Linked DNA regions of Homo sapiens: regions 2 and 3 are each linked to region 1. The links are chromatin contacts, found by Hi-C or POLR2A ChIA-PET in ENCODE. All regions are on one chromosome and are shown on one strand. The core of a region is the stretch at or near the end of the contact, and the rest is flanking DNA. Distances in the headings are between cores, read along the strand shown. Region 1 holds the start of AKIRIN2 (akirin 2). Region 2 has its middle 99 kb from the start of MIR4464. Region 3 holds the start of MDN1 (midasin AAA ATPase 1).

Region 1 (3,741 bases), core at 665-3,164:
TTACCTAGTAGGTGTCTTAGTTAAGCTGCTGTTTCATTAAATGCTTATCTTTTTCAAAAGATTTTCCAAATGTAGGAAATGTAGGATATTTCCAAATATCCTAAATTAAAACTAGAAGGGCTTACTTGTTGACACAGTGTGATCAGGACTGCTGATCTCTGAAGCACTGGACAATTCTATAAAATTGTCTATAAAAAAGAATATATTGAACTACTTCTAAATATGGTTTAAAAATAATAGACAAAATGGCTATAAAACATCTGTTACTGAATAAAGAAGAATACATGAGCACTGGAAATCAGTATTTATAATCATTTGACAGTTGGCATTCACAAAATTGTTTCATATTGCACTGGTGATAGTTTCTACATATATCACTTTTTTTTTTTTTTTTTTTTTTTGAGACGAAGTCTAGCTCTGTCACCCAGGCTGGAGTGCAGTAGCTTGATCTTGGCTCACTGCAACCTCCGCCTCCCGGGTTCAAGCGATTCTTCTGCCTCAGCCTCCTGAGTAGCTGGGACTATAGGTGTGCGCCACCACGCCCGGCTAATTTTTTTTATTTTTAGTAGAGACAGGGTATCACCATGTTGAACAGGCTGGTCTCGAACTCCTGACCTCGTGATCCGCCTGCCTCGGCCTCCCAGTGCTGGGATTACAGGCGTTAGCCACCGCGCCCGGCATCATTTTCTTTTCTTTTCATTTTTTTCAGACAGAGACTCGCTCTATCACCCAGGCTGGAGTGCAGTGGCAACATCTCGGCTCACTGCAACCTTCGCCTCCCGGGTTCAAATGATTCTCCTGTCTTAGCCTCCCGAGTAGCTGCGACTACAGGCGCGCGCCACCACGCTCGGCTAATTTTGTATTTTTAGTAGAGACGGGGTTTCACCATTTTGACCAGGCTGGTCTCGAACTCCTGACCTCAGGAAGATCCGCCTGCCTCGGCCTCCCAAAGTGCTGGGATAACAGGCGTGAGTCACCATGCCCGGCTACACAGATCACTTTCTAAATTAGCGCTGTATTTGATTCTTATTTTAGGTATGTGACTAAAAGTACAACTTCTAGAAACACTTTTTTCCCCTTCCGCTTACAAAATGGATCCATCCAATATCTATTACCTAAACATTTCACTGTCTTTTGATTAGTTTTGTAACAAAGTTCACAATATATGCACCAATATTCAACAGAAGTAATGCAATGTCTGATACCACTTGCTTTTTACCCAACGCAAAACAATTTGATTCTGTAAGTCGTTCAAGTCCTATTCATTTACAGAAGCAAAGCTGGCTTTACAGAATTTCATTAGTGGATGAAGCAGCTACCTCCGAAGGGTAGAGCATCGAGTTGAATCAAGGATCCTGTAACCTGATACTATTACTGTTGTTCTGTCTGCCAGTCCTAAATAGGTTTCATAATCTCATTATCTCCTATCCTCTCCATGTGAAAGGTCTTGTTTTGGGTACTGTCGCTACCGAAATTAAGCTAACTTTGACTAGAGATTGGTTTATTATATTTCCCAGATCTGAAATCACTGTGGGAGCAACTATACGGAGAATCTTAAAAGATTTCTATGTCGCTTAGCCTGCTTTTGCCACGGGTTCGCTTTCCCATCTCCCACTGTCTCAGAACCTTCTCTTTTTTTCTCTTTTGCTTAGTTCCTCTTACACTCAAGCTGTGTAGGGGGATTTAAATTCCAACCCGGAACTCGGAATCGCGCGCCTTGCATGACGGAAGTCGTAGTTTCTGTGACTCCTCCCTTCCCGCCTTTCAAGCCGATTCCTCCCGGTACCTAAAAACTACAACTCCCAAAATGCATCCCCGGTTTGGCCCGCCCCCGTGCGCAAGCGCTCTGAGGCCGCCGGATTTGAATCGGCGGCGTTGTTATTGACGCCATATTGGGGCCGGCGGCGGGTGGGAGAGTTCTACGAGGGAGGGGAAGCGGTTGGACGTGTTCGCTTGGGTTCCTGCTGCGGCAGCTACCTCGCAATCTCTCTGCATCGATCGCCGCTCGCAAGCTACTGACCGTACTCGGGCGTATTAGGAGCCGCGTTCCAGCCTCACACCCCACGGTGCTGTTTTCGACTTCAGAAAGGATCTAGTCTCAGCACAGAAGCGCCTCAGGCGCGGCGCAAAGCTCGAGCGGACGGCGGGGGCGGCCGGAGCCTCTCTCGGGGGAGCCGCGCCTGAGGAGGCGGAAGAACCCCCCTGACGCGACTGGCGTGTGCTTCTGCCCGCCACCGCCCCTCCCGCTCTCACCCGGGCCGTCCCTGGCCACTGCCCCTGCCGCGGAGGCAGCGGCGGCAGCGGCTCTCCTTTCCACAGCCGGCGCTCCGCGACCCGCTTGGCTCCTGAGCCCGTCGGGTAGGCTCTCCTCGAGTTCCCGCTCTTCACCCCTTCCCTCACCCTCTTCTTTCGTCACCCGTCCCCGACCCCACCCGAGCCCGGCGCCTCAGCTGCCCCCGGCCATGGCGTGCGGAGCCACTCTGAAAAGGACTCTGGATTTCGACCCGCTGTTGAGCCCGGCGTCCCCGAAGCGCAGGCGATGTGCGCCATTGTCGGCGCCCACCTCGGCCGCTGCCTCCCCGTTGTCGGCGGCCGCGGCCACCGCCGCCTCCTTCTCCGCTGCGGCCGCCTCGCCGCAGAAGTATCTCCGAATGGAGCCATCCCCCTTCGGCGACGTCTCCTCCCGCCTCACCACAGGTGGGACCCGGCCCCGCGGCCGCCGGGGTAGTGGAGAGAACTGGGAACAGGGGTCCTGGGGTGTGGGATGCGGCCCCTGGGGTGGGGGTGCCGGACTGTGTGGTTCTTGTTCTTAGCAAAGTAGTAGGGCAGCCACGTTTTTCACTAGGTCCTCGTAGCCCGAGGACCTAATAAGACACAATAGAAATGGGCTGATGTCAAGGGGATAGTGTTTGGAGGTGGGTAGGGGCTTTGCCTTGCCCGTATTGGGTAGAACAGGGACATCTTTTTCTTTGGGCCGAATGATTGGAATTGTTTCCGTAGTCGCTGGAGCCCCAGCGGAAATGATCAGAGAGGACGATATTATTCGTAAATTTAGGCGAAAGGGTCACATTTCACCCCAATCTGGATGTGTGCTTGCCGTAATCGATTGGTTGCAGCTATTAACTCTGGGACTGGGTGGTTTGAGGCGAGGCTACAGCCCCTCCTTCAGTTCAGACACGGCTGATTTTAGTATAGTGGGGGTGGGGGGTGGGGGATGGATGTCACTAGGGCGAGATCTAGGCCTGTCATTAATCACCCACAAGAACGCCACTTTGGCTGAGTCAAGACCTGTTTCCCTAGCAGGGTCAACAACAAAGAAAATGCTCTTCCCGAGTACTGTAATATGATCACACTATAAGTCTAGACCTTGAGAAATGTTGAACTTTTAATAAGCATATTGCATTGAAAATTGGGGCTGAGGAGTTGCTTTTATTTGGAAATGTTTTATTTTTGCCCAACAAAGTATGCTGGGGGAAAACAACCTAGCCTTGAGAATAATGAAGAAATCAACCCAAGATTCCAAGGGACTTCAGACTTTTGCTTTTCATCTTGAAACATTTCCTGAGAGAGACTGGGGAATGTCTTTTGGCTGCTTTGTAGGGCATGTGTATGCCCAGTTTTTTCTGTACTTTGAAATCCTTGTGTGCCCCTGGCACAATCCTAGGATAGGCTTTTGTGGACTAGAAGTGTAAATGTTTCCTTTGTGTGTAGCATGCAAAGATTTCTGTGTGAGCCTTTAGT
Region 2 (3,741 bases), core at 423-2,922, 2.7 Mb before region 1:
GCTGGAGTCTTCAGTTAAGAAGCTGCCCAGCACAGAACTGGGTCCCCCTTCATGCCATAGTCTGCTTCCTCCCTGACCTGTGGAGAAGGAGCCTCTTTCCACTGCCATCCCAGACAGTCAGGCACAGCTCTTACAGCTCTAGTCACCAATGAAGAGCAGAGGCCTGGCCCCACATTCACACTTGGCTCCTTGTCCTGGGCTCCTGGAGTGAGCTCAGTTCTGTTCTCAGCTCAGCTCCTGCTGCCAGCTCAGAATCTCTGTGTCCTGAGGGGCCACAGGTTTCCCAGGCCCTCCCCATGATACTGAGCCTCCTCACTCTGTTCCTGGCCTACAGAGATTTCCATGTCCTCTTTCTTTCCTTCTTTCCTTTCTTCCTTTCCTTCTTCCCCCAATCCCACCTTCCTTTTTTCCTTTCCTTTCCTTTCCTTTCCTTCTTTCTTTCTCCTTTTTTAATCATGGTTTTCCTCTAAAGAAGTGTTTCTAAAACCCACGCCCACCCTTCCACATCTAGCTCAGTTCCTTGGTTCAAGGTTTTTCTCCCTGGGCCCATTATCAGTTTCCTAACAATTTGCCATTTCCCACCTCTGCTCTCTCAAATCTGTTAGGGAACGACTGCCAAGTGCAGTCTTCTCCAAAAGTGGTTCTGCTCATTGCATGTCCCTACTTAAATGCCCTTGATGACCCCCATTAAAGACATTACTATTTAAGCTGTGTTGAGGATCCCCAAGTGGAGGTATGTAAGTGAAATATCAATCCAGAGTTCTAATTTGTGCAATTTTTCTCTCTGGGCAAATGCACTTGGCCCACCAGGGTCCAAGTTGCAGAAAAGTCTTAAGAGACTGAGTACAAGATAGGAGATAAATGAACAGGTGTTGGCTTTTGGCCACCAAGCCTGAGAACCCTTAACCCAAGTGACCATTCCTAGGTGAGGTGCTGGGGGAAAAGAATGTATTCCCAGGGGTCAGAGATTCAGGATGCACAGGTTTCTTCTAGGAACAAAGGTTGCAGGATATTTGACTATAATATAGTGCAGAGTCACCTAAATTGTCTTCCATCTAAAATCCCTCAAACCTACCATCCCTTTTAGTGCCAGCTTTCTGGGCTAAAAACTGAAGGGATGAGCAGGGTGTGGTGGCACATGCTTGTAATCCAGCCACTTGGGAGGCTGAGGTGGGAGGATCACTTGAGCCCAGAAGTTTGAGTCCAACCTAGGCAACATAGTGAGTGAGACCCTGTCTCTAAAGTATATATATATATATATATATTTAAGTAAAGGGATAAGAAAGTCAAGTGAAAGATGAGAAACATCCAAGCTGCTCTCGTAGAGGTGATTGTCAGACCCCGGGCGTTCCTTTGCCGCAGTCAGCAAGAAGACAGAGTAGTCCAATTCTCAGCAGCCGGAAGGTGCCTCAGCACCACAAGCCAGGCCCCTGAGTCAGAGGAAAGACCAAGGCTGAAAGGAGAGAGAAGAATGCGTTTGCTGTAGAGTTCACCTGTGAAGCACGCCAGGGAGCCCTTATATGGAAAGGCAAGATTATAGGGAGGCGCTTTTCTAGATGTCAGTTTCATTCTAGTGACAGCTATCCCTCATTTACATATTCAGGCCGATAACCTAAGGGAAGGTAAATTACAGCTGACTCATTTGTAAATTGAACAGAGAAAGTCCCTTCTCCTTAGCCAGCACTCACATTTGGCCCCTAGCCATCAGACCAAGCATGAACTGTTCACCTCTTGGTGAACACACCCTAAACATCTCTGCCATTGCACTTTTGCTCATGCTATAGTCAGCTGGGTGCCCTCCCTTCCTCCACTTCTCTGGCCTTCATTTTAAAAATATCACCCATCCTTCAGGACCCAAGTGAAATGCTACTTTGGACATGAAGCTTTCCGTGATTGTTTCGTCCTAAATGATTTTCCTCTCCTGGGTTCACGTGGCCCTTTCAACTTGCATTTTGTTCATTTTGTTTTCCACCACATCCTACTTTGTGATGGAGCTATTTGTGTGGGTCTGAGGGCACCAGTGACTTCCAAGTGGCTAATCCCTGTCCTTATCTTTCTTGGTGTCTTAAAGGTATTTCTTTCTTTTTTTTCTTTCTTTCTTTCTTTTTTTTTTTTTTTTTTTTTTTTGAGACGGAGCCTCACTCTGTCACCCAGGCTGGAGTGCAGTGGTGTGATCTTGGCTCACTGCAACCTCTGCCACCCAGATTCAAGTGATTCTCCTGCCTCAGCCTCCCGAGCAGCAGGGATTACAGGCGCCTGCCGCCACAGCTAATTTTTGTATTTTTAGTAGAGATGGGGTTTCACCATCTTGGCCAGGCTGGCCTTGAACTCCTGACCTCATGATCCACCACCTCAGCCTCCCAAAGTGCTGGGATTACAGGCATGAGCCACTGCACCCAGCCTTAACGGTATTTCATACTCTTAAATATACTTTCCCTCTTAAAATTCTTATCACTTCGGCATCTGTATAGACATCTGGGATCTTGCCTGCCTGGCTTCTTCTCAGTTTCTTCAGGTAACAGCACCCTGATTTTCTTTTGAGGAACCATTCCTTTCCCAACTTTCAGTCTATGTGAAGTGTGGGTAGAGCTGATGTCAACCTCTAGCTCAGAGATGGGCATCTAGCCTAAGCTAGGCTAACAATAGTCACACCTGGTGTGGTTGCTGGAACCAATCGAAGAAGGACATTTCTTTACTTTGGGTAGGATGTAAACCTGAAGCCTCTGCTGGTGACCCTATCAGGCCACCACATGGGAATATCCACCTGGCAAAGAAGCCCATCCAGAAGGAGACAGAACTGAGAGATGGGGGGAGAGGCTGTTTCCCAAGGAGCTGGATGTTTGAGCTCTTGAACCCAGGCATATCTGACCAGTCCTGATTTCAGGCTATAGGAGCCAATAAATTATTCTTTTTTTGGTTACATCAATTGAAGATGGATTTCAGTAATATGCATTTGAAAGATTCCTAATTCAGCCTCTAGTATACTACACTCTTCTGCCTTTCCACCTACCTAGCTGTTCCTCCTCAATCTCCTCTGCAGACAAATCCCCCTCTCCTCAGACTTTAAAGGTCATAATCCATCAAAGACTGGTCCTAGTCTCCCTTGTTTTCCTGCTCTTTATATCTCCCTTGGCAATTCCAACCACCCATGATTTCAATCACCATCTCAAAATTCACAGCTAATTTAACCCAGGTCTCTCTAAATATGTACATGCATCTGCCGACTCAGCATGTATACTTGAATGGCTCCCCAAACAGCTCTCCTGTGTTCCTAGCATAGCAAAAAACCTGGAGTCATCTAACCTGTTCTCCAAACTTTAGCCATTAATGTAAATTAGATCATTTCTTTTCTGCCCATATCCTTCCAAAACTTTCCCAGTGGTAGTAGCAGCACAGACCCCAAGGCCCTGCTCAATGTAGTTCCTGCCCACTTCACCTCTCAGGGCTCTTCTCCTTGCTCCCTGAGCTCAGTCACTCTGGCCTCTTATTACTTCTTGGAAGGTCGTGTGCTCTCTTCCACCTGAGGGCCTTTGCACTCATTCTTCTCTTTGCCTGGAACTCCCTCTGCCATCTTCACCTAGTTCACCGCAAATCATCCTCAGATCTCAGCTAGAAGGCCCAAGAAGCCTTGCCTTACTCTTCTAGACTAGATCAGGCCACCATTACATACTCTCATAACATCCAGTAACTCCTTCATCATACTCACTATTCAGTTGATTCTTTGATTAATAGATTTGTCTC
Region 3 (3,741 bases), core at 807-3,306, 2.1 Mb before region 1:
CTGAGAATAGTTGCCAGGGTGCATTATCACTACATAACTACATTTTTTTTTTTGTCTTTTTCTTTTTTTTGAGACAGAGTTTCGCTCTTGTCGCCCAGGCTGGAGTGCACTGGCACGATGTCCGCTCACTGCAACCTCCGCCTCCCGGGCTCGAGCTATTCTCCTGCCTCAGCCTCCTGAGTAGGTGGGATTACAGGCGCCCACCACTATGCCCAGCTTTTTGTATTTTTAGTAGAGACAAGGTTTCACCATGTTGGCCAGACTGGTCTCAAACTCCCGACCTCGGGTGATCTGCCCGCCTTGGCCTCCCAAAGTGCTGGGATTACAGGCGTGAGCCACCACGCCTGGCCCCACTTAAAAAAAAAAAAAAAAGACGGAGTTTCGCTCTTGTTGCCTAGGCTGGAGTGCAATCCCACGATCTCGGCTCACCACAACCTCCGTCTCCTGAGTTCAAGCGATTCTCCTGCTTCAGCCTCCTGAGTAGCTGGGATTACAGGCATGCACCACCACACCTGGCTAATTTTTGTATTTTTAGTAGAGACAGGGTTTTACCATGTTGGTCAGGCTGGTCTCAAACTGCTGACCTCAGGTGATCTGCCCGCCTCGGCCTCCCAAAGTGCTGGGATTACAGGCGTGAGCCAAGGCACCCAGCCCTAATTTTTGTATTTTTAGTAGAGACAGGGTTTCACCATGTTGGCCAGACTGGTCTCCAACTCCTTATCTCGTGATCTGCCTGCCTTGCCTTGAGCCACTGCGCCCAGCCCACAAGTGCACTTTTAATGTTATGGACTCTACTATTTTTTATGACTTCCAGAATATGCTATAACTTACACCCCATAGTTTAATATTCCCAATTGAACATTTTCTTCCAATATCTGTATTAAGAAAACTGCAAGGGGTGTCTTTGTCACACTTAGTGAGGATTTCCGCAGGCTAGAGTCCTACAAGGGGAATTGCTGGGGCAGAATGTTAACTAGTTAGGTATGAGCAGAACAGGAGAGCGCTCCCCACCCCACACATACCAGGACTATTGGGTGACAATCAAACGATGGTCAGGCGGTTCTTAACTGTTTCTCTAACGTTCACCGGGGCCAGCGAAAGGCAGTCTCCTAATAGAAAACACCTGAAACTGATCAGTAGCTTCCCAGTAAGATCTCAGGAGTGGGGAGAAGCAATGCAAGTTCCCCAAAGTATGCCAACATATAAAACTTCAAGTCAACAGGTCAAGCTGCGCACTTGGTTTCTCAAGTCGCCTGCTTGGCAGTCTTCCAAGTTGTACTTTCCTCCTTTTCTTTCCGTCCCGTTCTAAAGCTTTTTGATAAACTTTTACTTCTATTCTGAAACTTGTCTAGGTCTATCCTGCCTTATGCCCTTCGTGGAATTATTTCTTCTGAGGAGGCAAGAACTAAGGTTACTGCTGACCCCTACCTATACAGGGGGTAACTGCCACCGCTAACAAGAAGGGGAGAATCAGCTTTTCTTTCTTTTTTTGAGACAGTAAAAGTCTGCTGTGTCGCGCGGCTGGAGTGCAGCTGCACGATCTCGGCTTACTGTAACCTCCGTCTCCCGGGTTCAAGCGATTCTCCTGCCTCAGCCTCCCGAGTAGCTGGGACTACAGGCGCGCGCCACCACGCCCGGCTAATTTTTGTATTTTTAGTAGAGAAGGGGGTTTCACCATGTTGCCCAGGCTGGTCTCGAACTGCTAACCTCAAGTGATCTGCCCTCCTCGGCCTCCCAAAATGCTGGGATAAAGACATGCGCCACCGCGCCCGGCCGAGAATCAGCTTTTCTCTCACATCTGATCTTTCCGTGTGTTAAGGCAGAAGCAAGGCACGGTGGGCTGAGACTCACACGCCCCCTCTTTCCTCCCCGGCCTAACGCACTCTTCTTTCTGTCCCACCACGTGCTGTGTTCGCGAGTCCCCATCACTCCTGCATCCAAACCGACTAGATTTTTGTTTCCATTTCCCTCCCGGAAAAGGCGGGACAGCGAAGACTGGCGTTTCCGCCGCTGAGGGGCTGAGGCCGGGAGGGCGCAGCGTAGCCGTCCCGAGCTGATGACGTCAAACGCCGTGTGCTCACCCACGTGTGGTGCCCCTCTCCCGGTGTAGGCGCTGGAGCTGAGGACGCCTTTCCTGCGGGCGTAGTTGCTGGCTGCTCGGGCACTGGGACCTCGGCGGCTTGGGGACGCTGGCCGCGAAGTAGGGAGCGCAGGTGGCCGCTCGGGGTGAGGGCCCTGGGTCATGGAGCACTTCTTGCTGGAGGTGGCAGCCGCGCCGCTGCGGTTAATCGCAGCCAAGAACGAGAAGAGCCGCAGTGAGTTGGGCAGGTTCTTGGCCAAGCAGGTAAGACGTGAAGGGAGAGGGAAAGCGCCGGAACGACTGGGTCGCCCCACTAGTAAGCTTCCTGCGCTCCCCCGCCGATACTCGCCGCTTTAAGTGGGGAGTGGTGCAGCCTCAGGTCAAGCTGGCCCCCTCCTGTGGGCTGGCGCAGGTCGTGGAGGTTTCCGAGCGTGTTTGAGGCGATTGGAAGGAGTCTTTTGTTTTTATCTGGGGGAGCCTTCCAGTACCCTTCCCATCGCCTCTCACCCCTATGCAAGCGCTTTGGCTGCTTGTGGCAGAGGTGGCCTTCCCAAAGGAATGTGGTTTGTTTTTCTGAAATTGAGGTTGCGTTTCTGCCGTTTTGACAAGTGTACGTATCACCTAAGTGTGCGTAGTGCAGCCACTCCTGTTAGTTTGGGGAACCATCGACAAATACTGATTGCATTCCTGCTGTGCGTAAGGAACGGTGTGGCGCTGTGAGAAAGTGGATAGATAAATTCGTTACGATCTCTGCCATGAGGGAAATTTGCATCTGTTTTTGGAGACAGTTCGTAAACACTTACAACAGCTGAAGTACAGAGCAAGACAGCTCATACTCACTGTAACTAACTATACAAATTATAAGGTTAATTAGAGTTTTCTGGGAAATAGGTCTTCGGGCTTTTAAGAACCTTCTCATTGACTCCTTCTATCTGAGTTGAAGACACTTTTTTTTTTTTTTTGAGACGGAGTCTCGCTGTGTCGCCAGGCTGGAGTGCAGTGGCGCGATCTCGGCTTACTGCACCCTCCGCCTCCCGGGTTCAGGCGATTCTCCTGCCTCACCCTCTCAGTAGCTGGGATTACAGGCGAGCGCCACCATGCCTAGCTACTTTTTGTATTTTTAGTAGAGACGGGGTTTCACCATGTTGGCCAGGATGGTCTCGATCTCTTGACCTCGTGATCCACCCGCCTCAGCCTCCCAAAGTGCTGGGATTACAGGCGTGAGCCACGGGACAGGTGAGTGTGGTCCCAGGTACTTGGGTCCCAGGTGTGGCTAATTAAAAAAAAAATTTTTTTTTTGTAGTTGTAAGGTCCCCCTTTGTTGCCCCGACTGGTCTGGAACCCCTGGGCTCAAGTGATCATCCCGCCTTGGCCTCCCAAAGTGCAGGGATTGTAGGAGTGAGCCACCGTGTCCGGCCTAAATTTTTTTTTTTTTTTTTTTTTTTTTTTGAGACGGAGGCACGCTCTGTCGTCCAGACTGGAGTGCAATGGCCCACCCTCTCAGCTCACTGCAACCTCCGCCTCTCGAGTTCAAGCGATTCTTCTGTCTCAACCTCCCGAGTAACTGGGATTACAGGCGTGCGCCACCATGCCTGGCTAATATTTTGTATTTTTAGTAGAGACAGGGTTTCACTGTGTGGGTCAGGCTGGTCTCAAACCCC

Evidence for each region. Hi-C counts contacts between places; a loop is a spot of excess contacts on that map. ChIA-PET counts read pairs that join two places held with the same protein, here RNA polymerase II (POLR2A). Pooled maps may share reads with other maps.
Region 2: a pooled map shows a loop between it and region 1 (2.8-fold over the local background). The contact joins the enhancer-like site here to the promoter of AKIRIN2 in region 1. A Hi-C loop is called at or near these places in 1 of 50 pooled maps. POLR2A ChIA-PET finds 5 or more read pairs at or near these places in 2 of 52 experiments (T-cell and activated CD4-positive, alpha-beta T cell).
Region 3: a map of CD4-positive, alpha-beta T cell shows a loop between it and region 1 (5-fold over the local background). The contact joins the promoter of MDN1 here to the promoter of AKIRIN2 in region 1. A Hi-C loop is called at or near these places in 3 of 168 maps with a recorded cell type or tissue (CD4-positive, alpha-beta T cell, CD8-positive, alpha-beta T cell and naive thymus-derived CD4-positive, alpha-beta T cell) and 16 of 50 pooled maps. POLR2A ChIA-PET finds 5 or more read pairs at or near these places in 3 of 52 experiments (CD4-positive, alpha-beta T cell, OCI-LY7 and activated T-cell).

Annotation. Positions count from the first base shown.
Region 1 is chr6:87,700,406-87,704,146 of GRCh38, reverse strand. It overlaps AKIRIN2 (akirin 2), which reads left to right and starts at 1,914. Exons shown (of 5, transcript NM_018064.4): 1 at 1,914-2,697. The coding sequence starts at 2,463. RefSeq lists enhancers at 1,343-1,652, 1,963-2,022 and silencers at 2,183-2,352, 2,533-2,742.
Region 2 is chr6:90,409,387-90,413,127 of GRCh38, reverse strand. No RefSeq gene overlaps it. Among named protein-coding and RNA genes, the nearest start is that of MIR4464, 99 kb to the right of the region's middle. RefSeq lists enhancers at 1-310, 1,332-1,691. Within about 2 kb of position 1,672, at least 5 of the 41 ENCODE cell types and tissues checked have a DNase peak (open chromatin) inside an H3K27ac peak, as active enhancers do.
Region 3 is chr6:89,818,109-89,821,849 of GRCh38, reverse strand. MDN1 (midasin AAA ATPase 1) reads left to right here and starts at 2,056. Exons shown (of 102, transcript NM_014611.3): 1 at 2,056-2,344. The coding sequence starts at 2,243. RefSeq lists enhancers at 1,119-1,738, 1,739-2,358, 2,013-2,402, 2,979-3,598, 3,599-3,741.